Linked DNA regions of Homo sapiens: region 2 is linked to region 1. A link is a loop called in an ENCODE intact Hi-C map of the cell type or tissue named here. Cell type or tissue: endothelial cell of umbilical vein. All regions are shown on one strand. Each heading gives the region's core, and the rest is flanking DNA. Links, peaks and the distances in the headings are about the cores only.

Evidence for each region. A loop is a pair of places that touch in the nucleus more often than their neighbours do. Peaks named below come from ENCODE experiments on the same cell type or tissue, not always from the same donor. Only the 100,000 strongest peaks of a DNase experiment are listed, where the experiment ranks them.
Region 2: a loop joins it to region 1, with 8 times the contacts of the local background. A loop is called at or near these places in 18 of 110 quality-filtered maps.

What each region holds. Positions count from the first base shown.
Region 1 is chr17:65,192,245-65,208,376 of GRCh38, reverse strand. RGS9 (regulator of G protein signaling 9) reads right to left here. Exons shown (of 19, transcript NM_003835.4): 12 at 14,721-14,834; 13 at 11,136-11,251; 14 at 6,297-6,384; 15 at 4,076-4,214; 16 at 370-455. Among named protein-coding and RNA genes, the nearest start is that of RGS9, 63 kb to the right of the region's middle. In endothelial cell of umbilical vein, for the core only: a CTCF peak has its summit at 9,420 (motif pointing right); a DNase peak (open chromatin) is centred at 9,536; H3K27me3 peaks cover 384 bases.
Region 2 is chr17:64,772,168-64,788,299 of GRCh38, reverse strand. MIR6080 (microRNA 6080) reads right to left here and starts at 7,541; the gene lies at 7,476-7,541. It also overlaps the pseudogene ARHGAP27P1-BPTFP1-KPNA2P3, the pseudogene ARHGAP27P1 and the pseudogene PLEKHM1P1. RefSeq lists enhancers at 925-2,124, 1,690-2,190, 2,562-3,321, 9,164-9,832, 9,833-10,502 and silencers at 7,067-7,166, 7,935-7,984, 9,238-9,297, 9,458-9,677. In endothelial cell of umbilical vein, for the core only: a CTCF peak has its summit at 11,268 (motif pointing left); DNase peaks (open chromatin) are centred at 6,779, 7,459 and 11,299; H3K4me3 peaks cover 2,311 bases; H3K27ac peaks cover 3,530 bases.

The DNA of each region.
Region 1 (16,132 bases), core at 4,704-12,703:
AATTTAAATACAAGGATGTACCTTAATTAATTCCCATACATCAGTTTGGAGGTAACGAGTAGCAGTTAAAAAACCAAGGAGAAGCTTCCATTTGTGATAAGGGTAATTATTGGTCTGATCCTCTAAACTCTTTCAAGCCAGCTTTAGGGGAAACAAAACTTAGTGGTGGTAATTACTAAGGAAATCTTGCTAGAGTGATTTCAGGGCATTATGAAGCAAATGAGGCACTCATTCCCTGAGCAATACTTCCCAGTCCCCAATATTTTCATCAAGCAAATATCTCCATAATAGCCATTTGGCTGAAAGAGACCCTCACTTCTCTGTAAACTAAGCAGCAGGCAGCCAGCAATTACAGATAATTCCACTTGCCTTTTCTTGGTGGTTTCCTGAGGTTCAATAGCTTTGGCCAGCATGTCCTTATAGATCGGAGATTTTAAATAGCGAGCATAAGAATCCTAGTGGGAACAAGAAAACAACAGTAATTATGAGAGAAAAAAGCAGTCAAATCAAACCAATACCCTTGCCATTTTCAAGCCTCCCTTGGCAGTAGAATGGAAAAGTTATGAGAATTTGTCTCCTTGGGTGAAAGGTGTTGGGGGAGGTGTTGAGAGCAGTGGTTCTCAAGTGTGGTCCCCTCCAGAAGCATCAATTTCACCTGGGAACTTCTCAGGCCTGCCCCAGCCGTCCTGATGAGAAACTCTGGGAGTGATTCACCCTGAGCCTGAACAGTCTCAGGTTTTACAGCTCACAGCTTCAGATCCTATCAACATTGTCTGTGATTCAGCCTATGTTGTAAATGTAGCCAGTTGCATAAAAGCTGCTACAGTTAAAAGTACACTAGACCCAGAACTGCTTAATTTGTTTCACTTATTCTCATATGCTGCATGCTACATGCCAAACAGGTGAGACAGCTGGTCATGTATGGAGACATTGCCTGTCATCATTTGTTCACATGAGGACACCTAAACAATTAACAATTAACAACTACCTGAACAGTCTCCAGGTAATTCTGCTGCACCTTTAAGTTTGAGAATTACAGTCTGTAACCCTACACATGAAGATCCACCTTGGAGTGGTTCAGTGAAGCCAGCATGAGACAAGAGCACATCTGACCTCTCCTCTCCAAGACTTTCTTCCAAGGAAGATGAGCAGCCAGGAGTATGGAGCCCACTTCTAAGCCATTGACATCCCTTTCTGCCCTGTGTTTTGGGTGTAAAGGCAAGAGAATACCAAAGCAAAAACAAAAACAACCAACGCGTAGAGTCCAGTTATGGGGCTGTTTACTGGGACTCTGGGCAATTTCAGAGAAGCTTCATGAATGCTCGTTACTTTTAAGCGAGCGGAAAACTCTAGTCATACCCAATATGGGACAAAGGCCACTGCAACAAACCAGGGATTGAGGTATTTTAAAAATTTATTGAAATGGCACTATTCTAAAGACTAAGTGGGAGCAGTAAAAGTTATGAGAACTAGGATAGAGTCTAGGAATAGGGACCATGGAGCCACTGGGATACGTTGAGTGTTTCACCATAGGACATAGCTGTAATGGCATATAGGGAGTCCAGTGGGCATATATGCCATTCTTTTCTGCAGTTACCAATGACTGTTCCATTCTGGCTAGTAACTGGCCTCCCTGGGCATCCCCTAAAAAGCCGTATGAAAACTACAGGTTTTTTTGTTTGTTTGTTTGTTTGTTTTTTGAGACGGAGTTTCACTCTTTCGCCCAGGCCGGATTGCAGTGGCACGATCTCAACTCACTGCAACCTCCACCTCCCAGGTTCAAGTGATTCTCCTGCCTCAGCCTCCTGGGTAGCAAGATTACAGGCATCCACCACCACGCCCAGCTAATTTTTGTATTTTTGGTAGAGACGGGGTTTCACCATGTTGGCCAGGCTGGTCTCAAACTCCCGACCTCGTGATCTGCCCACCTCAGCCTTCCAAAGTACTGGGATTACAGGCGTGAGCCACTGCGCCCAGCCGAAAACTACATTTTTAAGAACCAAAACGTTTTAAAATACATTAAAGAGGATTATTATTAAAGAAACCCTGCTGTGAATCGTCTAGTAACAAAAACAAAGAGACAGCCACTGATTCAAAACACACAGAAACACCCCACTGATTCAAAAAATGATGAAAATGGCTAATCTGGCTTGGCGGCAATTCTAAATTATTACATGCTTTAAAAACAAAGTAAAAATACTTTTAAATGATACAATAAAAGACTAAATAGAAGAAATATAAATCAGGAAAGCTAATCAGCATTTACCATTCACACAAACCTATATACATAACCTATATCATATAACCTATATCACATAACCTATATCACACAGCCTATATCACATAGCCTATATCATATAAACCACATCATATAACCTATCTCATATAACCCACATCATGTAACCTACATCATATAATCTATATCATATAACCTATATCACATAACCTATATCAGATAGCCTATATCACACAACCTATATTATATAACCTATATCACATAACTGATACCACATAATCTATATCACATAACCAATATCACATAACCTATATCATATAATCTATATCATATAACCTATATTACATAATCTATATCACATAACCTATATCATATAATGTATATCATATAACCTATATCACATGACCTACATCAGATAGCCTATAACACATTACAATCTATAACATATAACTCATATCATATAATCTATCTCATATAGCCTATATCACATAACCTATATCAGATAGCCTATATCACATTATAACCTATATCATATAACCTACATCATGTAACCTATGTCATATAATCTCATATAACCTATATCATATAACCTATATCAAATAGCCTATATCACATAACCTATATCATATAACCTGTATGACATAGTCTATCTCATATAAGCTATATCACGCAACCTATGTCATATAATCTATCTCATATAACCTATATCAGATGGTCTATATCACATAACCTGTATCACATAACCAATATCCATAACCTATATCACATAATCTATCTCATATAACCTATATCACATAACCTATATCAAATAGCCTATATCACATAACCTATATCCTATAAAGATACTTTGCCCTTAAAGAAATCATTGCCATAATGAGAAGTTGAAGCACCCAAAGAAAGTCTTGTCAAGGATGGCACCAAAGAAGAATCAAACTAGACAAGTTCTTTAAGGCTAACTCTGAGCCTCCGATTCTAGTTTCTTAAGAAAATGATTGATTTTTCTCTCAGGTACCCTTCACATATTTTTTTTTAAATTCCCACCGCATTCGCACTTTGTTAATAATCCAGAGGGCTATCTAAATTCTCACAGGGTCTTACTACAATCACACACACACAAATTTGTCTCTCCTAGACACTACGCCTCTATGTGTAATATTTGCCTGGGGCCAGGGTGGTGAGAATTGCCATCACTCTGCAGCAGAAACTAAGAGCTCGGCCTTGAAACCCAGGCAGACCTGGCTATGAATCCCAGCCCCATCTCTGGTGAGACCTTGACCAAGCCACTAGATTCTGGAGCAGCAAAGCCTAACTTGTGGGCTGTCTTTGAGCATAAAGTTCTGTGTTTCGCACAGCGACTGCACCTTGTAAGCCCTCAACGAATGATGGCTGTTATTATAATGTTGTCATTACTAATGCCATTACTCCTACCTGTCTACTGCTGCAGAGTGGGGCCCGTAAGGATGCACACAGCTTCTACAGGAGTTCCTCTAGGCCCGTGGGTGAGGGGCTCAAGGCAAGTCCACCCCAGTGGACAGGTGGAAGAGACGGTTGACAATTCTGGGGTTTTTCTCTTTCTCTCTCTTTCTTTTTTATATAAAGACAGGGTCTCACTGTGTTGCCCAGGCTGGTCTCAAACTTCTGGGCTCAAGATATCCTCCCATCTCAGCTTCCCAAAGAGCTGGGATTACAGACATGAGCCCCCATGCTTAGCTGCATGCCACAACCGGCAAAGCTCTATCCACGTATCCTCTCTCTTTTTCCTATATCTAAAGAATTTTCCGGGTACTTAGTGACAGAAAGCCTATCTGGACCCCGTATCCACAGCACGGACCCACCTACCTTCTTCATGAGCATGTAAATGTGGGTTTGTGCGGCGTCCAGCACATAGCGGTGGGGGTGCTTCAGCCCCTTCACTGTGATGTCCATGGTTTTGCCATCTATGTTGATCCAGCGCCTCGCCCCCGGGGCCAGGAACAGCCTGGGGTGGGAGGGAGATGTTAGCAAAAGTAACTAAACCAAGTCAATTCATGGATAGCTCACAGCTGCTTGGGAGGGAAGGACTGATACGAATCGGTTACCGAGGGTGAGGGTGGTGGTTTTTTTAGGAGACACTAAAGAGCATGAACTTTTGAAGAGGTTGTCAAGCAATTTTTCCTTGAAGCAAGAAACTTCCAGTATTGGGAATATGAATATTTAACTTTGATGTTTCCAACCTCCAGGAGAGAGAGCAAGAAGGGGCTGGGGCCCAGGTCGGATTAGGTCCTGGCCATGAGGGTGAAGAACTCAGCCTCCAACTTCACACCTTCTGCACCAGGATTCCAGGGGCAACCTGGGACCAGGCTAAGACACCTTCACACAGGTGTTCTGGGGGTCTCTGCTCTCCTCCCAACCCACATGTGCTTTGTAATGAATTTCACATGCTGTGTCGAGAGGCAGCCCATAGTCCCAGAACCCAGAGGTCTGACCCGCTGGGCAGACAGGCCAAGGCTCCCAATTAGACCAAACTTGGCCACACTTCCTGAGCCCGTGGCTCTACCTGGGATGTCGGGATGCAGAGCTCTCTCAGTATTTCCAGTTCTGAGCTGTTGCTGAATTAGAAATACTCATATGAATATTTTCCTACCTTTCTAAGATGTACATTAAAATTTTGGAATTGAAACTGAGATTTACATAACATAACCAGGGAGCCTGGGGAAGGAAACTGGTCTAATGGCAGAGGCAGCGGGCTTCCTGTAGCAGATTTTTGGAATCAGGAGTTGTGTGTGCGTCACTGTGTGTAAGGCAATCAGGCACCCATTGTACTGCAAAGGATGTCATGGAAGCTTCCCGGACCGACAGCCCTCCCCACTGCACCCCACCCGCACCCCCATTTCTCTCAGCGCATGGATCCCCTCCCTGTGGGAGGAGCTGGGCAAATTTGCAATAGAGTGTATGAACCTCTAAGTATAAGAAGAAGTGAGACCTCAAGCTTTTCTCTTCAATGCTGCTGGTGCTTCTCTGGAAACCGGGGTGTTGCAATCTGAGTTCATTTGCAGGAAGGACATCCAGGGTCCAGAGGCTAAGTCCTCAGAGGGAAGGGGCTGTTTGGCCTGCTGCCCAAAGTTCAGCACCACAGTCTGGTGACTGCAAAGGGCTGGTTCCAGCCCAGCGTGGTGCTTGGGCTTTGGGCAACACGGCTAAGCATGTGAGTATGAACTAACAATGCTGGGCCCTCAGTATCCAGGACTCATGTCCACTGCAGCCAGTGCAGATGAAAGGACCCACAGAGATGGGACCACAGCAGGACAGGAGCACCCACCAGGCCTGTAGGGGGAGGAGTGTTGGGGAGGGGGAGTGTGGCTTTCAGCAACCTTGGGAGCCTCATCACACCTTCCCCTCCCTCTCCACCTGGCCATTGAAAACAGGACTGACCCTTTTAACCTGGAACTCTTGGCTTTTGTGTAATTTGGAGGAGAGACAGTCATGGAGAGGGACAGACTTATTGCTGCTCAGAACAAGTGGGGGCTGGAGCCGTGATGTCAGGAATGAGATGTGCCCACCCATGTTTGTACCCCAAGCTGCGCTCACTGTCCCAGACATGTGGGAGGAGCTCCCTTCCCCTGTGTTCCTCACATCTCTAAGGAAGCGTGAGGAATAGGTTTCCCATCTTGCTGCTTCTTCTCTCTCTCTCTCACTCTCTCTCTCTCTCTCTCTCTCACACACACACACACACACACACACACACACACACACCCCTCAGGACACCTAAGAAGGCTTTAGTCAAAGACAGAGCACTCTGCACTGTAATTCGGGACAGCTTGCTTTTTTAACCCCTAGACACATTCCCATAGGAACAGGTGACTCACACTGCATGTCTCACCAGGCTTTCTTCAGGGAACCCCCAAACCTCCCAAAGCAGCGGGGAACTATTTCTAGCATGGCAAGTACAGTGAACTGATGCTGACCAGGGCCCAGCCAGCTACCAGGCTGTTGTCCTCTCATCCTATCTTCACCTCAAGCACAATGGGGTGGTCCTCAGAGGCCCAAGGGAAGGCTTTCCAGCACCCTGGCTGATGCTCACTTGTAAATCTCCTCTGCTTTCTCCTTGACTTTGGACTGATCTCCATACTTCAGATCCTCGCAGGCTTCCCAGAATCCCAGATTCTCTCCTGCATGGTGAGAAGTCCACGTGGATGAGGGCCGGGCAGGAAATAAGTTGGAAGAAGAAAAGAGGAAATAAAAGAAATGAGTCAACCGGGATGGATTCCATTTCCCAGCTCAGTGAACACCTTTCCTGCCGCAGAACAAGCTATTGCACATTGTGATGCTAGACAACAATACTCCTTGGGGAAAGGAGCCACATCTTCACTTCTACGGCCTGGAAGAACATTGGGAACTTAGTAATTGCTCAATACGTGGCCTTAGAAATAAACTAGATTGGCACCTACCATGTTTGCAGCAATGCATTCACACCGTGGCAGCTTCCTTTCCTCCAACAATACACAGGCCAGAGTTCATATCACCCCCCAGAGGTTGTCGTACTCTTTTTTATTCTAGAATTTGGCTGTAGGAAATATTGCTTGAACGAGCTCGCACATGAATAGGCTTCTATACATGCGTTGCTACGCTACGGTTTTCTACATCAAGACCTCCTTCCTTTGCTCCCGTTGAATGACTGAGCGTGAGTTCTTCCTCCTTTGTTTGGCTGTGCTTAGAGAACCCATCATTTGCAGTCCCTCACCAGACATATTCCAGGCCAACGGTTCTTACAGAGAGGCTGTTCAAGAAGCAGTGCTGATGGACTGACCCTCAGGGAAGGTCTGGCCAGGAGCAGGACTGAACTGAGCATCACCTGAGCCAGAGGGGATTGGCCCAGAAGGAAAAGCCAGGTTCCCCCAAATCCTTCATCTCCCTCCAACTCGAGGTTCTCTAACCTGCAGCGTCCAGAGGTACCACGCATATGTTCATACAGTGGTCCCAGGTGGTGATTTTTGCCTGGGAAAATAAAGACGATCACAAGAGAGAGCAAGTGTGTGTGTGTCTGTGTGTGTGTGTGTGTGTAAATCGTGGAGTGTGTCACAGTGTGGGGAAATGAACAACAAAATCCTCTCCTCTCTTTTCTCAGTACAGTTGACCTTGAACAATTAAGGGGTTAGGGCGCAGACCATTATGCAGTAGAAAATCCAAAAACTTAACTACAAATAGCCTACTGTTTACCAGAGGCCTTACTAATAACATAAACAGTCAATGGACACATAAGTGGATATGTATCTACATATATATTTTATGGATTCATGATACCTTTTCATAACTTTTTTCTATTTCTAGGCTATGCAGTTCATCTGCAAGTTTTTTCAGATTGTTGCAAATCCCCCCAAGTTTTTAAATATATTTACTGAAAAAAAAATCCACCTATAAGTGGTCTCGTGCAGTTCAAACCAGTGTTGGTCAAGGGTCAACTGCATTTTTTTAAAAGCTCCTGGGTGCTTCATATTAGAAAAGGCTGCACAATTTTAAACTAGTTGGCATTTGTCCCATAGCTCTATAGAGGTCCTTCCTTTTCAGCATGAACTTTAGGGCGTTCTTTGGACTGAGATCACAGACCAGTGATGCTCTCAACTAAAATGTAACTGATCTGACAAAAGTGCCATGTAAACCATCTTGCCCATAGCAAAAGACAGTTGATTGCTTAGTAAAATTAAATAAGCAATTATTCGTGATAGCCAGTAAGTGGAAAGCACTCAGATGTCCATCGATAAAAGAATGGATGAACAAAATATGGTGAAGACTACAAGGGAATATCATTTGGCCTTAAAAAGGAAGAAGATTTCGGCTGGGCATGGGTGGCTCACGCCTGTAATCCCAGCACTTTGGGAGGCTGAGGGGGGCGGATCACAAGGTCAGGAGTTCGAGACCAGCCTGACAAACATGGTGAAACCCTGTCTCTACTAAAAATACAAAAATTAGCCGGCCGTGGTGGCGGGCGCCTCTAATCCCAGCTACTCAGGAGGCTGAGGCAGGAGAATTGCTTGAACCAGGGAGGCAGTGGTTGCAGTGAGCCGAGATGGTACCATTGCACTCCAGCCTGGGCGACAGAGCAAGACTCCGTCTCAAAAGCAAATGGTTAAAATGGTAAAATTTATGTTACATACGTTTTCCCACCAAAAATATTAAATGAGCACACAAAAATATGTACACCAAAGTTCATAGCAGCATTATTCATAACAGCTAAAAAGTCAAAGCAACCCAAATGTTCATTAACTTACAAATGGATAAGCAAAATGTGGTACATACAAACAAGGAAATATTATGGGGTCATTAAAAAGGAATGAAGGAAATATTATGCAGTCATTAAAAAGGAACCACGTGGCCAGGCGCAGTGGCTCACGCCTGTAATCCCAGCACTTTGGGAGGCCGAGGCGGGTGGATCACCTGAGGTCAGGAGTTTGAGACCAGCCTGGCCAACATGATGAAACCCCGTCTCTACTAAAAATACAAAAATTAGCTGGGCATGGTGGCGGGCGCCTGTAATCCCAGCTACTTGGGAGGCTGAGGCAGGAGAATCACTTGAACCCGGGAGGCAGAAGTTGCAGTGAGATGAGATCACGCCACTGCGCTCCAGCCTGGGCGACAGAGTGAGAATTTGTCAAAAAAAAAAAAAAAAAAAAAAAAAGGAACAGAAGCGCTGTTATATGCTGAAACACAGACAAGCCTTGAAAACATTATGCTAAGTGAAAAAAGACAAAAGGTCACATATTGCATGATTTCGTTTACATGAAATGTCTTGAAGAGGTGAATCCGTAGGGGTAGAAAGTAGATTTGTGGTTGCCTAGGGCTGGGGTGCAGGAGAAGCAGGAATAGAAGATGATTCTAATGGGTAAAGAGTTTCTTTTTAATGTGGCAAAAATGTTCTAGAATTAGTGATGATGGTTGCACAATTTAGTGAATACACTAAAACCCCTGAATTGTACACTTTTAAAAAGTTAATTTCATCATATGCAAATAATATTTCAATTTAAAAATCTTTTTAAAAAGTAAATGAGCAAATTGATGATTTATCTGCCCTGTTCATACCTAAAGCCTCAGGAATCTCATGAGGAGATTGCTAATAATACGGTTTAAATAATGCAGGGAAATCTTTTCGCTGGATTCTCACTAAGGAATTAGTGGGGGGGAGATAATAAATTCAGGGTGTATGTTGTCACTTTGCCACTAGATGGCACTATAACCACTTATTCGCCAGTCCATCCATCTTTTCTGGGTTTTGTTCTAGAGCAGCAATTAGACTTGATTAGGGAGATGATTATCAACAATCCATATTATCATGTAATGTTTTGCATCCGGCAGTCAGCCAGGCTAAAGGCATGTCCAGTAGGATTCGTTTCTGGAGCAGTGCCACAGACAAGTGGATCTTGGGTAGTAAGCAGCTGAGTGTCAAGGCTCAGGAGTGATGCCCCCAGGGCTGGGTACTGAGCAAGGAAGTAAAAGAATCCCGTAAAGGTAAATATTTCAATGAAGGTGGTGAATGCACAGCCTGGTTCTGATCTGGCCTCGTGTTTTTTTGTGGATGCTTCTCCGGGAAGTGCAGTATATTTAAAAAGCCACAGTCCTGGTGCAGTGGCTCACGCCTGTAATCCCAACACTTTGGGAGGCCGAGGCAGGTGGATCACTAGAGGTTAAGAGTTCGAGACCAGCCTGGCCAACATGGCGAAACCCTGTCTCTACTAAAAATACAAAAATTAGCCAGGTGTGGTGGCACGTGCCTATAGTCCCAGCTACTTGGGAGGCTGAGGCAGGAGAATCACTTGAACCTCGGAGGCAATGGTTGCAGTGAGCTGAGATCATGCCACTGCACTTCAGCCTGGGCAACAGAGCGAGACTCCATATCAAAAAAAAAAAAAAGTCACAGTTCCCCTCATGAGGTGACATTCAGAGATGGGACAAAATGTGGCCCTGCCCATTTCACTAAAATCCACACCCTCCTAAGGCCCTGAAGAAATCAGGCCAGGAGCTAAGGTGATGGCTGTCAATCACCACACATTGGAATCATCTGGGGAGTTTCCAAAACTTCAAGGATTCCAACCCCCACCAATTTAAAAGCAACTTTAGGGATGAGATCCAGGAAAACATGTTTTAAAATATCCCCAGGCAGACTGAATGTGTAGAACCACTGAGCTAAAGAGAATCAGGAAGCCAGGCGCAGTGGCTCACGCCTGTAATCCTAGCACTTTGGGAGGCTGGGGAGGGCAGATCACCTGAGGTCAGGAGTTTCAGACCAGCGTGGCCAATATGGTGAAACCCCATCTCTACTCAAAATACAAAACAATAGCCAGGTGTGGTGACAGGCACCTGTAACGCCAGCTACTTGGGAGGCTGAGGCAGGGGAATCGCTTGAACTAGGGAGGCGGAGGTTGCAGTGAGCTGAGATCATCCCACTGCACTCCAGGCTGGGCGACACAGCAAGACTCTGTCTCCAGAAAAAAAAAAAAGAAAGAAACAAAGAAAAAAGAAAATCAGGCTGGGAGACAAAAAGAGAAAGAAAGGGAAAGCCTGCCTGTCTCCCTTCCCTTCCTCCAGGTTCATTATATTTAGAGGCTGACTAGAAGGAGCGGGGGCTCCTCGGGTGACAGTGGGGGCATCCAGGATGGATGGAGCCCTCAGAAATGTGAGGGATCCTGATGTAGATTCTGTGAGCAGGTGCAATTTTCCCCCAGACGGTGGGGCCTCTTTGAGTCTATGGAAAGAACGAGTCTTGGGCTCAGGTCCCATTCTTAAAGCTGTGAAAGGAAGCAACTGTTTAAGGGCATAAGCAAAGCTCTGAAAACATCTGCTGAGAAATTCCCCAAACCCTAGGCTAGACATTAAAGGACTCTTTCTAAAAGTAAGTTATTTTAATTTTTTTTTGTAAACAAAGACCCACCACTGAATTCTTTCTTGAGGAAGTACTGGAAGCTCTGTCGACCTTTGGGGTCTCGGATCAATTCGCTGAAGTTGAAGGCCCATCGTTCCACTCGCATCTTGGTTGGGATTTCCACCCTGCAAGGATGATTTGTAAATGCACCAGAGAGGTAGCGGTTGTGACAGGTGGTGGCCTGGGTTGGGGTGAGGGCCTTTAGTCTCATGGCCCAGGGCTCAATTCAATCCTCCTCCTCCCAATCCCTGCATAACACACAAGCCAAGTAATCACTTGCTAGGAAGATGCAGCCACAGACAAGTCCCCCGGGGCTCACATCAAAGACATGACCATCCCAGAGGTGAGGAGGATGCCCACCGTGGGGAGCCCACACTCAGGTCCTGCTCACTTAACCTTAAGGACAAACGAATTCAAATGCCTCCTCCAAGGCATGGTAACAGCCTGGAGCCTGGCCAGCAGAGGGTCAGGCTGCCACCTGGACTAGGAGAGAATTCTGGAGCAGCATTGGTGATGGGTGCTACAATCACTGCCACCTGCTGGGTGCCTATCACCCACGACAGCTGCCCCCCTACCATGGCACACCCTGGCTTCTGGTGGGAGCCGGTGGCTCCTCCTGTACCTGCCTCAGGCCATGTGCCTCGGAGTAGACCCATTTGCCATCTCTGCACTCCCTTTCAGGGCTTCCTCTAAGATGCAGGTCCCACTGCACCTCCTTGTTTGGAAAGATTTCCCTGATCCCAGGTAGGATATTCGAGCCCAGCTAGCAGAGATCTAACATTCCAGAGAATCAGAAAAAGACTCAGTGTTCTCTCCTATCCCTTATGGAATTCTCCTAAACCTAACACAGACCTTTGAAACTAAGGTTTCAAGTCCCTCACACCATTTTTCCCACTGATGTAGCAGCTAGGACCAGAACCAGGCACAATTCATGTCTATGGGATCCAAGATAAAGCATGCCAAGCAAGTTTTACACTTTCCATAAGAACAAGTGTACAAACAATAAGAAAACTGATAACATTAACAACTGCCATTCACAAAGCATTGTCCTATGTGAGGTACTGTGCGTTACACACATACCATCGAATCCTTAAAAGAACACTATGAATTGAGTATTACTATCCCATCTCATTGTCAAGAAAACTGAGGCTCAAAGAGATTAAATACTTGCCAAGTCTCACATAATTAGTAAGAAGCTGAGTTGTGATGACGACAGTGGTTTGCAAACTTCCACATGCATCAGAATCACCTGGAAGATGCATTGAAACAGATTGCTGGGTCCCAACCTCAGAGTTTCTGATTCAGTAGGAGTGGGTGGGGCCCAAGAATACGCATGTCTGACAGGTTCCCTGGTGCTGCGGATGCCGCTGGTCCAGGGCCCACACTGGGAATCAACGCTGTAAACCAGCCTAAGAATCCTGGCTGTTTGTGAAAATCAGCAGAGCTTTCAAAAAACGCTGATAGTGGTGAGACAGCAACCCAGGCCAACCAAATAAGAGGTTTGGGAGGATAAGGCCTGAACGTTGATGTTTTTGTTAAGCTTCCCCAGTAATTGTAATACTGTTCTAAAATCTAAACCATTAAGAACAAGACTTCCCGCTTTCATGTGAGCTAAGCTATGAGGATGCAAAGGCTTATGAATGACACGATGCACTTCGGGGACTCAGGGGAAAGGGGTGAAAAGGGAGTGAGGGATATAAGACTAAAAACGGGGTTCAGTGTACGCGGCACAGTTGATAGGTGCACCAATAAAAATATATATATACATATACTTACAAATACATATATGTGTATATATATATTTGGTTCAATAAACATATAGGATCCACAAAAAAGAACAGGGCTTCCCACTTTAATGGGGAGTTCCAGTTGTCACCCACCCAGTGCCCTCTGATCAACGGTTCTTACACAGAACACACATTTTTCTTCTTGCCAGCAATCTCTACCTGTCTTCAATACCATGCTCCCCATTTTATTTAAAATTCAGCGGCCATCCATCTCTCCTCCCCAAGCCCTCCTAGGACAACCCTCTTCCTGGCCAGATTCCCTGCCTTCTCCTCCAGGGAGAGCCAGCGTCCGCACATGCTTGTCCACAGGCAGACACAGGTCGCCTCTCTCATTCAGTACGCTGGGAGGCAGACATGGGCTGCAGAGAAGCACCCCAACAGCCAGAGCCCAAAGAGGATAAGGGAAGCCTCCCCAGAAGGTAGTTCTAGAGTCTTTGGCTCTGCAGTTGACCTTAGTAGACAGGGGACCCCTGACTCCAGAGGAGTGGCCTCCTTAACCTGTTGGCTGCCCAGAGCGGGCCACGTGGAATAGGTACCAGTGTTGCTTAAGATGAGAATCAGGGCCCTCCCAGGCCAGGCCTGCTTACCCAGCTGGGTCAGTGTCACCTGTGTGTTCCTCATGGCCTCGGCAGTGTTGACCCAAGCTGTGACCTATACCTGGCACTCCTTCCTTTCCCATCACCCCACCTCCCTCACACACTCAGGCCTGTCCCTTCTCCCCTGTCCTCCTCTCTCTCTCCCTCTAATTTGACCATTACACCCTTCTCTTCTTCCTCCCTCTGTGTGCCGGAACTCTCCTGTGTTTCTGCCTCTGCCCCCTCTTCCAAATAACACAAGCGTGCAGGTCCAGTGAGCAATGACTATTCAAAACTGACAAAAAAAAGCCAAAGGGTAAGGGAAAGGGCAGGTTTAGGGCCCTGCCCGCCCAGAACTTAAGTTTACGCTAATTAGATATCAAACATGCAAAGCCATACATATGATTTTTTAATTTTCAAAACCAATCTGTTGTTAAACATAGAGTCACCATTTGACTCAGCAATTCCACTCCTGGATATACACCCGAGAGAAATGAAAATATGCCCACACAAAAACCTGCCCACGAATGTTCATAGCCGCATTCTTCATAATAGCTAAAAGGCAGAAACCACCCAAATGTCCATCAGCAGATGAATGGATAAACAAACTCTAGTGCATCCATACCATGAAGATGATTCAACCATAAATGGGAATGAAGTTCTGATCCATGCTACAAGATTCGTAAACCTTGAAAACATGATGCTAAGTGAAAAAAGCTCGTCGCAAAAGACCCCATAGTCTTTCCTAGATTTCCTAGAAGCGCAATACCCAAGAGATGAAATCAATACACAGGTCAACTGACCAGCCTGTCCTCTTTTCCTGTATCGATTTAGTGACATACTTATTACTGTCTTCTTAGAAACTTGCTCGAATCGAGTAGCCCTTGGGATTGGCAAGTATTTGACAAAATCAGTTCCTCTTCTACTTGTGAAATGAAACATTGTCTGCCAGCCAGTCCCTCTGTCATTCCTCAGATTCCAAGTGATGCCATTGATAGGAAATGTCCAGACAGACAAATCCGTAAACACAGAAAGTAGATTCATAGTTGCCTAAGGCTGGAGGGCGTCCAGGGTTTCTTTTTTGTGTAATGAACATGTTTTAAAATTGATTGTAGCTCTATGAATATAATAAAAACCATTGAACTGTATGCTTTGAAGGGGTGAATTTTATGGCATGTGAATTGTAACTCAAAAACGGTTTTTTAAAAAACACCAATATATAAAATACATACAATTTGGCATTTAAGTCCCAGAACTGGGTGTCATCGGTGATCCAGGGGTTGCTGGGGAGGCAGCCTGACATGATGGCATCGTTGGATGAGAACTGCTCACTGTATTTCACAATCCTGAAAAGGAAACAGAAAATGATTTCCTAGAAGCTCGACACCCAAGATATGACATCAATACACAGGTCAACTGACCAGGCTGTCCTCTTTTCCTGTATCGATTTGGTGACATACTTATTACTGTTTTCCTAGAAATTTCCTCAAATCAAATAACCCTTGGGATTGGCAGGTATTTGACAAAATCAGTCCCAATTCTACTTGTGAAATGAAACATTGTCTTCCATCCAGTCCCTCTGTCATTCCTCTATACCTATTTCTTTTTCTTTTTTTTCTTTTTTTTTTTTTTTTGAGACAGCCAAGCTGGAGTGCAGTGGCACAATCTTGGCTCACTGCAGCCTCCGCCTCCCAGGCTCAAGCAATCCTCCCACCTCAGCCTCCTGAGTAGCTGGGATCACAGACGCGCACCACCAGGCCAGGCTAATTTTTTTTTTTTTTTGTATTTTTGGTAGAGATAGGGTTTTGCCAAGTTGCCCAGGCTGGTCTCAAACTCCTGGGGTCAAGCGATCCACCTCAGTCTCCCGAAGTGCTGGGATTACAGGTGTGAGCCACCATGCCCGGCCTTTCTGTATCTATTTCATTAAAATATGGCCTGTTTATATTTTATCAATAGGTTTTTAGATTCAAACCAACTTGGAGTGTTCAAACTTGTGTCTCTGCACCCATCTTAGAAGCCCAAAGTTGCCACAGACTCCAAGACTCTTGCCATGTTGGGTTCTACCCTTTCTCAGGATAATGCCTGGGTTTGGAAACTTAGGCCCATTATTTAAACCTGGGGCTTAATTGGTCCAAACACACTATTTGGAGGAAGAGCTAATTCCTTCTCTTCTAGCTATTATGGAAATACATACTGTATTATTATTAACTACAGTCATCCTTCAGTGCTACAGAACACTATCTAGCTGTAATTTCGTAACTTTTTTTTTTTTTTTGAGACATTGTCTTGCTCTGTCACTAAGGCTGGAGTGCAGTGATGCAATCATGGCTCACTGCAGCCTTGACCTCCCCAGCTCAAGCCGTCCTCCCACGTCAGTGTCATGATGAGATGGGACCACGGGCATGTGCCACCACCTGGCTAATTTTTTTTATTCTTTGTAGAGATGTGGTCTCACTATGTTGCCCAGGCTGGTCTTCAACTCCTAGACTCAAGCAATCCTCCTGCCTGAAACTTCCCAAAGTGCTGGGATTATAGGCGTGAGCCACCGCTCCCGGCCTAATTTTTTATCCTTTAACAAATACTTCCCTATCTCCCCTTCCCCCTTCCCTTCCCAGTCTGTAGTAACCTCTGTTTTACTTTATAT
Region 2 (16,132 bases), core at 3,323-11,322, 420 kb after region 1:
TCCTGGGGCAGGTTCCCAAGCATCCTCTGACTTGGAGTAACCTCCCACCCCCAGTACCCATGTAAACACACACAGCCAGGCCAGGCAGGTTTTGTACCAGGGGACTTTCTGCAAGTGTTTCCTCTCCATCTCTCTGGATGGGGCCCGCTGGATCCCTGCCGTTGGTGTGGTGGAAACTAGAGCCGCGTTGGCAGCTGAGCCCTTGTCCTCTGCTCCCCCCGCCACCTCTGAAATGGGACTGCTGTACTTAGGACACGTCTCGGTTGCTCTCATGTAGCACTGAAACCAGACACTTGGATGTCTGTCCCTCGGCCAAACCAGGGGCCACAGGAGGGCAGAGGCCATATCCTGTGCATTACTGTCCCCAGCACTGTCCCTGGTATGTGACTTTGGCAATAATGACAACAGCCTGCATCTCTAGGCATTTACCAGGTGGACAAGGGTGCAGGCTCAGGAGCCAGGCCCCTGTGTTCAAACTCCAGCTCTCCCACCTACTAGATATGTGACCTCAGGCAAGTGACTTAACCTCTCTGTTTCCTCTTCTCAAAGTTGGGGTTGTGTTAGTACCAGCCTCACAGGATTATTGTGAGGATCAAATGAATGAGTGCGTATGAAGCTCTTAGCCCAGTTCCTGGTCCCAGATGTCAGCACCTATCCTCCTCATGATTAATTAATTAATTACATGTTTACTGTGAGCTCTGCACCAAGCCAAATGCTTTCAATAAGTTACTCAATCCAGACAACTCCATTTCCCAGAGAGGGGAACCCAAGGTTCAGAGAGCTTAAGTAACATGTCCAAGGTCCAACCAGCTAGTTAGTTACCTTGAAGACCGGGTCCCAAGCAGGCTGAATTGTGCTCCTAGGCCCTGCCCCGCCCAGGCGGGAGGTGTCTGCCTGGTGAGCAGCGCCAGGGGAATGAAAATAAACAACACGGGCTGGCCTGGGTCTTCGAAACTTTTCTAAAGAATCGCTTGTGTTTTGTTTGAAGGCTCAACCACCGGAATTATCTCTTGGAGTCTCCGCATAGGTTCCGTGTTGCTGACCTCCGGCAGGTGAGAGTGTCATGCCTACCCCGCCCAGAACTCTAGAAAGACTTCATTCCTGGAGAAGTCAGCAAGGAAGATGGGAGAGAGGGTGTCTGTAGTTTACTGAAGAAGACAGCAGTCTGCAGCTTTTCTGCAGCTCAGGGTGGGTTGCCCTGCTGCCCCAGCTTCCTGGGCAGGGACGGATACCCCCAGCACCCCTGAAATAAAACTCCAGCAACCCCAGGATCGTAGGGAAGAGAGTTTGGAATACTCCTTTCCCCAAGGGGAGGGTACAGTGGATTTGGGTCTCATCTATAAATCCCATAAGCCCCGAGTGACCTCAGTACCCACGGGCTGGATGCTGCCACTACTCAGCCTGATTCAGGGAGGTTTTCTTTTCTTGCCCGCATGGAAACTGGGGGTAGAAGTTCTCTAGGCAGGGTGCCATGGCGACTCAGTGCAGCTGCTTGAAAGGCCTGGGGCCTCAGTTTACCAGCCCTCCGCAGATCGCAGACGGGGTGTATGAAGGATTCCTACTTACCCTCCGCAGATCGCAGATGAGGTATATGAAGGATTCCTCAAGGCCCTGATTGAATTTGCCTCCCAGCATGTCTACCACTGCGACCTGTGCACCCAGCGCAGCTTCATCTGCCAGATCTGCCAGCACCACGACATCATCTTCCCCTCTGAGTTTGACACCACAGTCAGGTATGCGGGACACCCAGCCAGCTGCCTCCCAGCCCTACCCTTCGCCACACCCACAGCCTGGCCCAAGCACGCAGGGCAGCAGGCTTCGCTCTATGGGCAGGAATGTATTGAACATCTGCTTTGTGCCGTGCCAAGGGGCGGTGCAGTTGTTCAGGGCAGCCCACGCCCTGGGCAGTCATGGCCAGCTCTGGACCAGTTCAGGGGGCAAGACAAGCTCTCCCAGGACTCCTCTGCCTCTACAGAACCATCTGTCTTCCTAAAGAAGAGGTGGCTGCCGGCTCTCTGAGTGGAGCCTCCTGGGGTCTCAGTGTATGCATGGGTTGAGGAGGGTTGTATGAGTTACCGCCCTGCACTGTTGGCATAAGACCAGGCACAAAGTGGGCACCTGGTGGGTGGTAGCTGCCACTGCCACTGCTACTGCCTCGGTTGCTGAAATGATCCCTCTTGTTCCCAGTTATTGCTCATTATCAGCAACCTCTCAATGGAAAAATTCATCCAGACCTTCCTGCAACCCATGTGGGAGTGGAAAACTGAACTGGGAACATTAGTTCTTTTTTTATCGGTGTCCACTGGCCGGGATTCAGCCCTGAATGGGCCTGGGAGTGAGTTTTTAAAATTATACAGTCTTGGCCGGGTGCGGTGGCTCACGCCTGTAATCCCAGCACTTTGGGAGGCCGAGGCGAGTGAATCACTTCAGGTCAGGAGTTTGAGACCAGCCTGGCCAACATGGTGAAACCCCGTCTCCACTAAAAACACAAAAGTAAGCCAGGTGTGGTGGTGGGCACCTGTTATCCCAGCTACTTGGGAGGCTGAGGCAGGAGAATTGCTTGAATCTGGGAGGCAGAGGTTGCAGTGAGCCTCACACCAGTCTGGGCAACAGAGCAAGGCTCTGTCTCAAAAATAAATAAATAAATAAGTAAATGCTTTTTAAAATACAGGTAAGAAATCTTTAATGAATCTCAAGCAGCATTTATAAAAAATGCAGTAGGACAGAGAATATCAGTGTGCATTGTGTGACGTATGGGTAAGCACTGTTTCGAGAATCTCCTGTTCCGGGATGGAAAGGCACAGCGTGCGTGCATGGGTTACACAGTATGTCACAGCCATATCGTGGGTTCTGGTCAAAAGTGCTGGCCAGCGTGGCCACAGGTCAACCTCCAGCCCAGCCGGCACCAGCAGGTGTGCTGCTCTCTCCCCAGGTGTGCCAAGTGCAAGACCGTCTTCCACCAGAGCTGCCAGGCTGTGGTGAAGAAGGGCTGCCCCCGCTGTGCTCGCTGACGCAAGTACCAGCAACAGAACGTTTTCGCCTGATGCCCCTCTGCTGATCCCACTCTGAAGGCCGGGGGTGAGTGTGGCTCAGCCATCCCAGCTGGGTTTCCTATCAGCCCAGGATACTCACCGTGTCACAGCTGTGTCCCCTTGTCAGGAAGACCTCAGATGTGACCAGAGCACTGGCCTCCTACAGAAAGCCCAGGAAGTCCCCATGATGTCCCCTGGCCCTCCCCCCACCCCTCTGCTGCAGGAGGCGTGGCCACCACCAGATGCTCCCTGTCTGGGGCAGGCAGGGCCGTTTACTCACCAGGCCCTGGCTCACCAGCGTCCCGGCGCCTCCGTTAGGGCTGGCCAAACACTGTGGAAAGGGGACTTGGGGAACATTTTCAATTCCACATTCCTGATTAAAAGGTCTGGTTTTTTAAGGTGGGTTTTTCCCATTCATATTTCAACAGAAAGTATTTTTTATTCTTGACCGTATGCGAGTCACCCATGAAATCCAGACATTTTCACCCCCAGCGGATGCACAGGAGCCTCTCAGGCCTGTCCTAGAGGCAGCGGGTGGCTGTTGGGCAGGCCACTGCTGGGACAGGGCCTGTGGGCCCACCCAGTGCCTTTCCTGGCCCTCACTGCCAGTGCCAAACCGCCCCTCAGCAGGGCAGGGCCAGTCCTGGTGACCCCACTTCCTCTCTGTCTCCTCTTTACTCCCCACCCCAGTGCGTCTCACCTGCTGAGCCCACCCCTTTCTCAGCGTCAGAGCCCCTAGCTCTTCTCTAGCCTGGGGCCTTGGCCCCATTAGGAGAAGGAGAAATGACTGGAAACCAGCACTTTCAGCACTATGAGCCCTCCTCGGTTTAGGGAGGGTCGCCGTCTTGCCCACCCCCAATCCCCGTGCCCTCCTCACCCCTCTACAGACAGGGGCACTGCTGCAGATGCTCCAGGCCCACCTTGGTGGGTGCCCGGGGTCACCCTCTCTGCCTGACTGACCCCTGCCAGGGCACAGATAGGCAGGACCCTAGAGACAGCAGGCAGCTGGGCCCTGCACTGTGGAGAAATGACCTGGTCCTTCGCCCTAAGCTGTGCAGGGCATGCGGGGGAGCTGCCCTGTGGATGCAGCCGCCGCCTCACAAAGCTATGAATTCCCAAAGCATCACTGAACTTGCCCAGCCAGGACACTGGAGACTGAAGAACTTCCCCGGAGCAGGACTGCCTTTGAAGGGGCCTTGGTGCTGGGGTGGGAGCCTGGAATTGTTTTTGAAGTGAAGTTCAGACCCTCCAGGCTTCAGGGAAATGTGGGTTTGCTGGTCTCTCTGTCGCCTTCTCCCACCTCTCCTGGACCCAGCGGGCCCTCAGTCCTAGCTGTCTTACCTGCGCTCAGCTTGGAGTCTGAGGCCTCAGGTGGAGATCCACCTGTCACTGTCAGAGATGAGCCCACCCCCACCCCTCCCTGGGGGTGATCAGCTGCTGAGTCACCCACCCAGCTTTGGAGCTGGATGCCTGTGCAGAACAGAGGTGGCGGTGGCAGGCAGGTGGAGGCTGTGCATAGCTTCTCCCGGTCATGGCGCACACCTGTGCCCAGATGCCAATACCTCCTAAGCCAGGAGCTGGGTTATGCACCTGCCATGACCACAAGCCTGGCCTGGTCAGAGCCCTCATTGCCCCATCCCTGAGTGGGCAGGAGTCTGGCCTGGGGAGGGCTTAGGCCTGTGAGGATTCTTCCCGAAGGCGCCCTTGGAAACAGACTAATTCTCAGGGAAATCAGATTGCGGTAAAATGGGATGGAAACAGACAACATTCAGATCTGCGATTTCCTGTCCTTGAAGGCCCCTTTCAGATTACAAGTTGGCACCCTCTGCCCATCTAGGTGCCACAGCTTCCCCCAAGGACAATAGATGGTAGGGCCAGAGAAGAGAAGAGAAACTGGGGGAGGGAGGCCCAGTGGAGGGCCATGGCACATGACCTGGTTCTGCCCTGCCAGTGGGCTCAGCCCCTCTCCATCCTCAGCCAAGCGCCTCTGAGGGCACTTGTTTCCCCTTCTCACCCATGTTTTTTTGAGACGGAGTCACTCTGTCACCCAGGCTGGAGTGCAGTGGTGTGATCTCGACTCACTGCAACCTCCGCCTCCCAGGTTCAAGCAATTCTCTTGCCTCAGCCTCCCGAGTAGCTGGGACTTCCCCTTCTCTTCTGCCTGAAGGAGGACGGGTGGTTTGGAGATTCCAGTCCAAACCCCAAGAGCTCATCACATAATAAAAGTGTCATAATAGCTGATATAGGCAGGCACTGTGGCTCACGCCTGTAATCCCAGCATTTTGGGAGGCCGAGGCAGTCAGATCATTTGAGGTCAGGAGTTCAAGACCAGCCTGGCCAATATAGAGAAACCCCGTCTCTGCAGAAATACAAAAATTAGCTGGGCATGATGGTGGGTGCCTGTAATCACACCTACTCAGGAAGCTGAGGCAGGAGAATCACTTCAACCCAGAGACAGAGGTTGCAGTGAGCCGAGATTGTGCCACTGCACTCCAGCCTGGGCGACAGAGCCAGACTCCATCTCAAAAAAAAAAAAAAAAAAAAAAATAGCTGATATATGGTGTACGCTGGGCATGTGGTAAGCACTGCTTAGTGGATCTCATTTAATCTTCCCAATAATCCAGTGAAGTGGGTGTTACTATTGATAGGAAAGAAAGCTGAGCTGCAGAGATAAGGCAGAACTCCCAAGGCCTACCAGCCGCCAAGCAGCAGAGTGGGGCATCATACCTGCCTGACCCCACGCAAAGACCATCACCACTGCCAGCCGCTGCCTGGCTGTGCTGCAGGTGGGGAGAGACCTAAAAGGTAGGGAGGGAGAGAAGATTCCTCCAGTCACTATTTTCTAAGCATGTCGGGCACCAAAGACCAATGCTGAGTTCTGCTGTGTGCCCACCCTGGAGGGTCCCAAAGTGCCACCAGGCCTCAGACACACTGAGATTCTCAGAGGAAGTGTAGACTCACGGGTGGGCAACGCCTAGCAGGGGCAAAGATACAGAGGTAAGGGAGTTCCAGAACGAGTGTGGCCAGATTCAGCTTCCCATCCAACCCTGGGCCCCCAGGAGGTGGAGTCAAGAGGGGCCATGGCCTGGGGTGTGGGCTTCTCTTCGTCCCAGAACACTGGCCTGAATCAGCCAGCTCTCCGCACACACAGCCACGTCCATAGGCACAACTGTTTCTGGGGGCCCCTGAGGGCAGGGGGTCTGCTAGGGCTGTGGTTTGTGACGTGTGGAGTGAGCGCAGGCTCAGATCAGGGCGAGGCAGCTTGTCCAGAGAGGCAGATAATTCCCAAACAGAAGACCCCCAAGGCGGAGGGCCCTGGGGCTGGACTCCTGGCCCCCAGGAGGTTGTTCTGAGCTTACCCTGTGGACGGATTGGAGGGTGGACCTCTTTCCCCGCAAGGGTCAAGAGGGAGTGGGGGATGGTGGGAAGGCAATCTGGCCAGGAGAAGCTGCGCGGGAGACTCCCGCCATCCCCAGTCCCACCATCTCAGCCCCGCGGCCTCTTCCTCCCTGGAGACAGCCAGGATCCCGGGAGTGGCCCAGGATCCCGGGAAATGCAGGGGAGGGGGTGGCATCTTTCCTCTTCAGGCGCGGGCCTGGCCCAGAGGCGACAGGAAGCCAGGACGCCGGGGATTGTCTCTCGCAACCGCAGCCCAGCCCCAGTCCGGGAGGAAGTTCTGCCGGGCGCTCTCCGCCGGTGCCTCACTGGTTATAGTGCTATACAGGAAACCTGGCAGCGCCGGAGCCGCGCGGTCGAGGAGGGAGCGCGGGACGCCGAGCCCACGCGCGCCTGCCGGGACAAGTGGAGACGAGGCCGGCGAGCGGACGCCCCGAGGTGCCCGGGCAGGCAGTGGGCCGCCGAGCGGGAGTTGAGGTGGGAGGTGGGGTGGGGGTGGGGAAAGGGGCAGGGTTGGGGAGGGAAGGGTGCGGCAGGTGGCGGGTCCGCACCCGGGAGCTCCGCGCGCCTGCTCCCCTTGTCTCCGTGCTGGGGCGGGAGCTGCTCGGGCCGCATCCCACGGGGAGGAGAAGGTAGGCGAAGGGCTGCCCTCCCTCTGGAGGCGGGTGGGGAGCAGGCCCAGGCCCCTAGCGCCGACCCAGGCGTTGACGCCGCTGTAGCTTGCGTCGCCTGGGCAGTGGACGCAGGGGACCTCCTGGCGACGGGTGCGCTCTCGCGCTCCAGGGATCCTCTCGGCCCCCACCAATCCCTCCCCTTCTCTGTGTTCCCGCAGGTTGGCGAAGGAGCTGTGGCCGGGTCCCCTTCTTATCCAGCCCGAGACACTGCGCTCCGGTGGGCGTCCCTGCGCTGGGAATCCCTCTCGGAGTTTTTCCAGGCCCGGCCGGGTTGCTCCGGGAAAGGCCCTGTTGGGGGAGGTGGGCCCGGAGCTGGCAGGTCTACAATCCGGTTGGAAGGGCTCGCAGTGGGTGATTCAGGGTGCCAATGACCTCCCCGCGAACGGGAACGCCCGCACTAGACAACCAGCCCCAGACCGGCATTCCCAGAGCCGCAGGCGGGAGGGACGCAGGGACTCCGGGACAGCAAATCCCCGGGGGAGAAGGGAAGGGGGAAGGCGGGACAGGGGAGGCCCACCCTCCTTGGGCTCCGCTAGCGACCAGCCAGCGCCCCTTCAGACGCAGCCTTCCTGGCTCCGGACCCCGGCTTTCTGCTCCGGTCCTCGTCCCAATGCCCCCCAAGGTCCCCAGCAGAGGCATTCAGGTTCCTCCTCGCCCCGCCCAGACGCAGCTTCTTTGGGTATGGGTGACAGCACTCCTGAGCGTCGCTGTCCCTATTCGCTGCCGTTGCCAGCTCCGATTCCGCGAAACCTCTCCGGCACCACCTCGGAAGCCCCGCCCAGGGCGATGGTCCGGGCCTAACCTGCCGGCCCCGCCCACCCGGCCCTTGGGCTCCCTGAGGCCCGCCCAGCAGACGTGAGTGCGCTGCGGGGTCCGGGGGGAAGGGGCGCCGGGGCAGTGTCCACCTTGGGGTTTGTTGGCTCTGGGCAGCTCGATGACCCCGCCTCCGGGGCCCAGTGTGCTTAGTGACTCAAGTGTATACCCTTTCCTAGTCGAGGAACGCTTGACAAAGTGGCGAAGGAGCCCTACGGGAGTCCCGGATTGGACCCTGCTCCTTCGGTCCCTCAGCCTCGGCAAGCCGCGGTCTCCTGGCCCTTGGCCTGGGTCACCTTAGGAGGCAGGAGGAGATGTGGTCAGTGTGGGAGCTTGGAGGGGCCATGCACTTCCGGAGAAGACCACCGACTCATGGCTTTGGTGGAGGGGCGCCGGCAGATTTAGTTAAGCTCTCCCCCATCCCTGACACACCCAGCCGGGGCGGGAGCGGGGCTTGTGACCACTCCGGAGAGCTTTGAGGGCCCCTGCTTTGGGACTCCGCACGGACAGTCACTGTCTCAGAGTGCATTCTCCAGGGGCCACTCTCTTGGGGACACTGTAGGGGTCACAGGGCAGGTGGGCAGCCTCTCTCGGGGGGCGGCGTGAGAGCCGGAGAGCAGGGGGCGGGGGCGGGCCCGGCTCGGGCTCACGTCTGCGTTGAAGCCGCTGGGGAAGGGGAGAGAAACCGAGAGAACCGGTTCCCCCGCCTTGACAGCGGAGGCCCCCACACCAAGGCCCTTGGACTAAGCGGGGCAGGGACAGCCTCCAGGTAGAGCTGTTCGCCGGGGCGCCTGCAGAGCCCGCATCCCAACCCTGACCCCGGGGCCGGGGCGCAGGCTCCTGGAGGGAGGCGTCCAGGCGGGACAGGGCCCGGGGAGCGGCAGGAAATGGGCTGCTCTTCCCACTTGACTGACGGGAAAACTAAGGCACGGTCAACTATCAAGCAAGCGTGGTGTCGACCTTAGAGCAGGTAATCACCCCTCGTTTTAAAGCCAAAGTTTCCCTCGCAGTCGATTTGGACCAAGACTACCCACAATCTCCCCACCGCAGGACTGAAGCGAGGCTGAAATCTTAGAATCAACCCCACGGAATGAAGAGGTTGTCCTAATTCCAGCACTGAGTGTAAGAATGGAAGCCTTGCATGTGATTTTATTCAAGTCCTCATTTTAGAAATGGGAAAACTGAGGCCCGAAGGCGAACGGCAAGTGCAGCATCGGGACTCGAACCCAAGTCTCTCCTCGAGTGCTGGGCTATTCCGGGCTCAGTGGTCTTGACTTCCGCGGCCCTCTTCCTTGTTGCCTGCAGGAAAATGCCGCGGCCGCAATGGCGGCGGATGTGGAGGGGGACGTGTACGTACTGGTGGAGCACCCCTTCGAGTACACCGGCAAGGACGGGCGCCGCGTGGCCATCCCGCCCAATGAGCGCTACCGGCCGCTGCGGCGCAGCACAGAGCACTGAGCATTGGTGGCACGTGCGGCGCAAGCCCGGCGGCCGCCCCTTCTACCTGCCCGCGCAGTACGTGCGCGAGCTGCCTGCGCTGGGCAACCCTGCCGCTGACGCGCCGCCAGGTCCCCCCATCGGGACCCGCAGCCCCTGAGCCGCTCGCCTACGACTACCGGTTCGTGAGCGCGGCTGTGGCAGCGGCCCCCAACGGCCCCCCAGCGGAGCCCCGAGGCGGGGCCAGCTCCCTGTGCGGCCCTGCGCAGCGCGGCGCCGCGAGCCAGCGCAGCAGCCTGGCGCCCGGCCTGCCCGCCTGCCTGTACCTGCGGCCCACGGCGCCCGTGCGGCCCGCGCAGTCCCTGGACGACCTGACGCGCGCCGTCGTCTCGCCTCCCGCCGGCAACCTCGGAAGCAGCGGCAGCTTCAAGGCCTGCAGCGTAGCGGGCTCCTGGGTGTGCCTGCTGCCCCTGTCGCGCAGCGACTCAGAGAACGTCTAAGAGGCCATCCAGGAGGTACGCGGCCCGCCGCGGTAGGAGATCGTGAAGCAGGTACGACCCCGGGCGCGGAGGCGGGGAGGCTCGCTGAGGACAGCGCCCGCAGGGAGCCTGGGCTCGAGGAGACCCACTCCGCTCAGCGTCGGGCATGACGCCCACCTCTGTCGGAAGACTTCGGATGAGCTCCCTCTCCCCAGCCGCGAAACAGTGCAGGCCCCCATCCCTCATCTGCAATTTCCAGGCTCCAAAGCTCCCTGGAAGCCCGAAAGATTTTTCGTAATCAAATTGGTGGCAAAATTGCGCTTGAACTGATATGAGGCTGTTGATGGTCTTTATTTATCGCACTTGTGTGAATATTCATGTTTTGCTGCAGAAATGCAAATAAGCTCGATGGCCGGCTGCTGCCCCAAGCCCTGCTGGGAGGTTATGTAACCTACAGCAGGTGGGTGCCACATATTATCTTTCCAAGTCCCAGCTGTTCTATATTCCGAAGTGCATCTGGGCACGGAACGGGGGATTGCGGGCCTGCCGCCAGCTCAAGGAGCCTGGAGTCAGATGAGAGGGTGGATGTGAAAGTCAGGCGTCTGCTTCCCTTTGAGGGTGCTTCCAGCATTTCAGTTCCTTTTTTTTTTTTTTTTTTTTTTAAAAGAACTCCTGATGGGTTTGTTTCAGAAAGACGTGTTAAGTGAGGTTGTTTTTTCCCCTCTTCAGAATCCAGTTGTGTTAATCTGGGAAATCGAAAATAGAGCACGTTTTACAAACACTCTTGCATCCTCAGAACACTCTGGGGGACTCTGACATTTTGAACTTTAGGAACTTTTCAGGGAGGGGCAGCCCGAGGGGGAGAAAAGGATGCTTAGAACCGTTCTGCCATCTGCCACCGGCCGTGTGATGATCTAGAGGCAGCTCTCTTCCTCTCTCAGGGTCTCGGTTTGTTCTTTAGCACAAAGGGAGGGGATGGACAGATGACCTCTGAACCTTGGGAGCCTCTGATTTATTTCGCTGTGCCTGATGTCATTACCATGAACACTGATGCCCACCATGTGCCAGGACTGAGTCCGGGATGCCCAGACGAAGGAGACACGCCTCCGTAGGCCCGCTGCTGGGTGTTCCCTCCGCCTGTCTCGTTACAATGCAGAGCTCAGGTTTTGAGACTAGGGAAAGGGGAACTGGATTTTGCTGGGGCAGCTGCCAGCTGCTGACAGCCACTTAACTTACAAGCGAGGACCACCCCCTCCCCCCCCAGGCCCAGCGTCCTCTGGTGTAAGCACAATACCTAAGGATTAGGGTTGTGAGCCTTAAATGAATTAAGGCTTCGAAGCGCTTGGCAGCAGCAGGGGGTCCACCCAGACTGGGTCATCCTCGTTTGGCTTCCCTGGGTCTGCGCCGCCTTCACTCTGGCTCCTGCAGCGGCAGCCCGCCGCCTTGTGGCCAGGGTGGAAAACGGCACCCGGCGGGCGGGGCTGGAGACCGCGGCTGGTTCCTGTTTCGCGCCCCTGCCAGCCAGCCAGGCAGCTTCTCTGGGATGGGTGGCTGGATGCCAGCGCTCTTCCCCCGCAGCGCCCCTCCGTTTCCTGCGCAGGCTCCCGGTGGCGCACTTCCCGGCCTCTCCACATTCTCTGTCCTAGTGACGGTGGGACGGTGCCTGCCCGTCTGAGCGGAGCCCCTGGAGGTGGGGGAATGGCCTTGCTCTTTGAACCTCGCATCTGGCCCAGGGTCTGGCTCAGACAGAGTGCACAGAGAGTGTATGTTGAATAGGGCGGAGGTGCGGCAGCCCCTTACCTATGAGCCAGGCCTCTGTAGGTCTGCCCAAGGGCCACCACCCCAGGCCCCAGGACCAAAGAGGAAGGAGACTGCCCAGGTCCTGACATCTCCTGAGAAGACAGATCACCCCGGCTGCCAGGGCGCCTGCCAGGTGGCCCCTCTGCCCATCCTTCCTCCAGCTCCCAGCAGGTTCCCAGTTGCAGTGGCATATGGGGGGAGGGGCACAGGTGATGAGGGCAGGGGACTTACCCAGGGGGGAACTAGGACATTGGCCAGAGACAGGCTGCTCCCTGGCCCCACTTGTGGCCCTAATTCACTATGTGACCTCCACAAGTCACTTTGCGTCTCTGGTTCAGTTTCCTCCCCTGTGCAATGAGTGCAATAATACCACGTTCCCTGCCACGGAGCTTTATTCAAGAGGCAGCTGTGGCTCTCCCTGGTGCTCCACCCCCAACAAAGTCCAGGGTAGGGAGTTGGTCCTGCCCCCACAAGGGAACCCCACCCCTGCCCTTAGTTGTCCCAGGCGGCATTTCCCCACCATAATCCTCCAGGCCCATTCACTCGTTCATTAGGCATGAACTAGCCAAATAGCTGCAGAGCCCTGGTGAGCCTTTGGATCTAGAGAGGACTCAGGCACAGCCACGGTCCTGGGGGACTCACCCTCTTGGATAGGAGGCCAGCAACAGAAGACATGGGGCCGGGGCTCAGAGTGGAGCATGGGGTTGAGAGTGGGTGCCCACCGGGGCAGGGCCTCATGAGCCCTTGCCAGGAATGTGCACGTTATCCTGCAGCTGCTGTGAGGCTTTTAGCAGAGACAGGAATGGGATTGAGAAAAAAATCCCTGTGGCCAGGGCCTCAAGAATGGCCGAAGCTCTTGGTGGTCTCGTGGGCATGTGGTGGTAACAGAGGTTTGGGAGATGGATGGGCAGGGTCTGGGGGCCGAGGGAGGTGGGAGGGAAATCGGGTTGAGTTCAGATTCCCAGCTGGCACTTGTGGGCAGACAGTGGTGCTGCTTACTGAGTTGGGGGGTGGGGGGGACTTGGGGAGGAGCAGGGTGGAGAAAGGTGGGGCCTGCCTGGATTTAGGTGCCAGACAAAGGGAAGAGAAGCATGAGAGTGCTGGCTCAGAGGACAAGAAGTGTCCAGAAGAAAGATGCACAGGAAGGTGACGTGAGAGAAAGGCCATATAACACTTATCCGAAGTGGCCACTAGAAGCTCAGCTGGTCAGGGGGGTGCTGAAGGCAGAGGGCAGTGGTCAGGAGTGAAGTGAGGGTGCGAATTGAGTGTGTAGACAACAGACAGAAGGAGAGAGAGAGACACAGCGTGGCCAGAGGGGGTGTAGGTCATAGATGGAAACATCCCCAGGTTCAGGTGGGTGGGCAGGAGATGGGGAGGCTGAAGATGGGGAGGAGATTGTTGCTGAGAAGGGATCTCGGAAGAAAGTGGGTGCAGAACAGAGGGGGCAGGATGTGGGGATGGCATGGCACGGGGGCACTGGGGAGTGTATAGGGACCCCCGTCTGTCAGGCGGCAGCTCAGGGCTTAGGGCAGGCTACTGGGCAAGGCCAGGGACCCCCAGAACAGAGGAGTTCCTGCCATGGATGGTGTTTCACAGCCTTGTCACTCCCCATGCACTCTAATCGCACATATTGAGTACTTGGTGTGGGCTGGTCACTGTGCTGGACACTGGGGACAAAGTGTGGTAAGACGCAGTCCCAAAGGGGCTAACAGTCCTGTGGGCTCTTGCTCAAAGGCTTGTAACCCAGGGTTAAGCTCCCAGCAGCTTGGAAGGCAGGTGTAGGCACCTCCATTTGCCCTGAGTACAAACAGAGGTTCAGAGAGGTTTAGTGACAGGACGAAGCTCATACAGCCAGGAAGTGGCTGTGTCCAGGACAGTTCCAGGCCCCTGACCCCAAGCCCCACCCTGGCCAGCAGGTTCAGTTTCAGCCAGGTGGCCTTTAGGGTTGGCCACCCTGTTCCTCTCAGCAAGAACAGTACAAGCTGAAGGCAAGCAAGCGCTCCTTCTTCTGAGCATCCTGCGTGCCCAGCCCTGTGGTGGGAGAGTTGATGTCCCAGGAGAGGGACGTCTCCTGTTCTCTTGCTGCCCAGGAGAGGGCAGAAGCAACCCCTTCTGAGAGGGGAGACAGGGAGACAGGGAGAGGTAAGCAGGGATGACTCCTCCTCTCTCCCAAAGAGGCCACTCAGGGAGCCCTGGGAAGCCAGGCCAAAGGCGGTGCAATAAAGGGGCCTCTGAGACTCTTCCCCATGGCTGTGGTCCTGGCTCTGGGATCTCAGGGTGCAGTCACCATCCCCACCCAGAAGTGGGAAGGCCCAGGTGGGTGGAGCTGGCCTGGAGCCCGCCCCTGCTGCTGGGGCATTGGCCGCTGGGAGGGAAGTTCCAGCCGGTCTGCTGCACCTTCTTATACAAGCAACCCTGGAGGCGCCGCACCTGAGCAGGCAGCCCCGACTGGAAGGAGCGGGGGCCCTCATTTCTCCTCCTCCGCTGGGAACTGTGAGTGAGCCCTTGCCCCTGAGGGACTAGAGGGCGGCCACAGCAGTTTCTCCACTCTCTCCCCTCCCTTTCCCAAATCCTAAAACCCACCTGGGGGCCCCTCCTCTCTGGATCCAGGCCCAGCACCCACTTCCTAGGACAAACTCCGAGGGCAGCCCGAGGCCGCTGTGATTGAGAGAAAGAAACTGGCCTCGGGACAGACCCACCTGTCCCCACTCAGGGCCAGCCAGGGAGCCTTTGGCAAGGGGCGTTGGTAATAGCAGGAAGCTAAGTCCAAATTGAGGGGACTCCAGCTAGCCCCTTGCCTGTACTCCCTCCTCCAACAACCCTCACCCCCACCCTCCAGCTGGGGCAGCCGCCTCAGCTGTCTCCCTCCCAGGGACTCACCTGCAGCCCCAGGCTGTCCCAAGAGCCCCTCTGCCTGCCTAGGACCTGACTTAGGAGAGAGCAGCTTCTTGGGTACCCCTCCCACCCTCACCCCACATTGCTGTCCCCCCAGAGATCTCCCTGCACACCCCCCCAACTCCCCTGCAGGCCACATGGTCTCTGGGGGTCTCCCTGGAGCCTGCGCCTGGTTCTCACCTCTTTAGTCCCTGGCTCCCTTCGGCCCCCAGAGGCCTGAGATGGGCCCCACCTGCCCCCTCACTTCCTTCCCAGGCCTCAGTAGTTGACCTCACTCTAGACCTATTTTTTAATGTTTATTTTATTTTAATAGTTGTGGGGAGCACGTGGTGTTTGTTCTTTAGTGGCGATTTCTGAGATTTTGGTGCAGCCATCACCCGAGTGGTGTGCACTGTACCCAATGTGTAGTCTCTTGTCCCTCACCCCCCTCCCACCCTTCCCCCACTCCCAAGTCCCCAAAGTCCATTATATCATTCTTAGGCCTTTGCCTCCTCATAGCTTAGCTCCCATGGACCTATTTTCTCTGCCCTTCTTAGAGATGACTATGTCCAGTACAGGGAAGGGTGGGCATCAGTACTTCTGAATGCCAGCCTGGATGGGTGGTCAGTGCCAGGCCCTGGGGAATGGGAAAGTCCATGATCGTGACCAGGGGGTAGCTGCTGACCAGAAATGCGGTCGGGGCTCCATGCCTGAATGTTAGGGAGATTCAGAGCTGGATCTGTGCCGGGGAGTGAGAGGTCAGCGGCTGTTTGTTCATATTGAGGGGGAAATAGGGCTGCCAGGACTAGGGCTCTGGGGCACAGGGGCATAGGGGCACAGGTGCTCTTGCTAAATTTTGGGAAGCTCTGTTTCCAGATTGCAGAAGGATTCTGGTGTTGAGGGAACTTGCAGAGCTGTTGCCAGGTGAGCCCCGCAGGACCCTTCTGTCCAACTGAGGCCCCTGTGGGTGCCCACCCTGCCTCCTTGCCTTCTCCTGGCTGGGGGTCCCCTGTGAGGCATGAAGGGAGTGGGGCAGGGGCCCCCGTCCAGGCCTTTGTGTCTGTCTAGGGGCTGGGCCAGAGAGAGGAAGCAGAGGTAGCAGAAGGGCCTGCCTGCAGAATCCTCCCAACCTCCCCCTTCCTTTCTCCTCGTTGGCCCAGTTAAATGTGTAAATTACTATTCCCTCCCTATAAAAATAGCTTAACTCCATTACAAATATTTGAATAATAGGAGGAAATCTCAATCAAATGACTGTTAGCATGTTGGTTTCTTCCCATTTATTCTGCCTTCTTATGTGTATGTCTTGGGCAGTTCCCATAGAGACATCACAGCGTAATGACGATTGTGCCTTCTGCTTTTTCACTTACCATATTCACCTAGTCAGTGAATGTCAGCTGCTGTACTGGGCACTAGGGAGCAATGAAAAATAAAGGATGGTTCCTGCCCTCAGGTAGCTTACTGTCCAGGAGAAATTGAACAGCAGATCCAATTATGATATGGTATGGCATGGTAGTTATGGTATGGCAGATATGATATGATATGACATGATGCATCTGCAAAGAGCTGTGGGGGGCATGTTGGAGGAGCCATCCTCCCAGAATCTTGTTCGCAAGAGGGAAATCCAAGA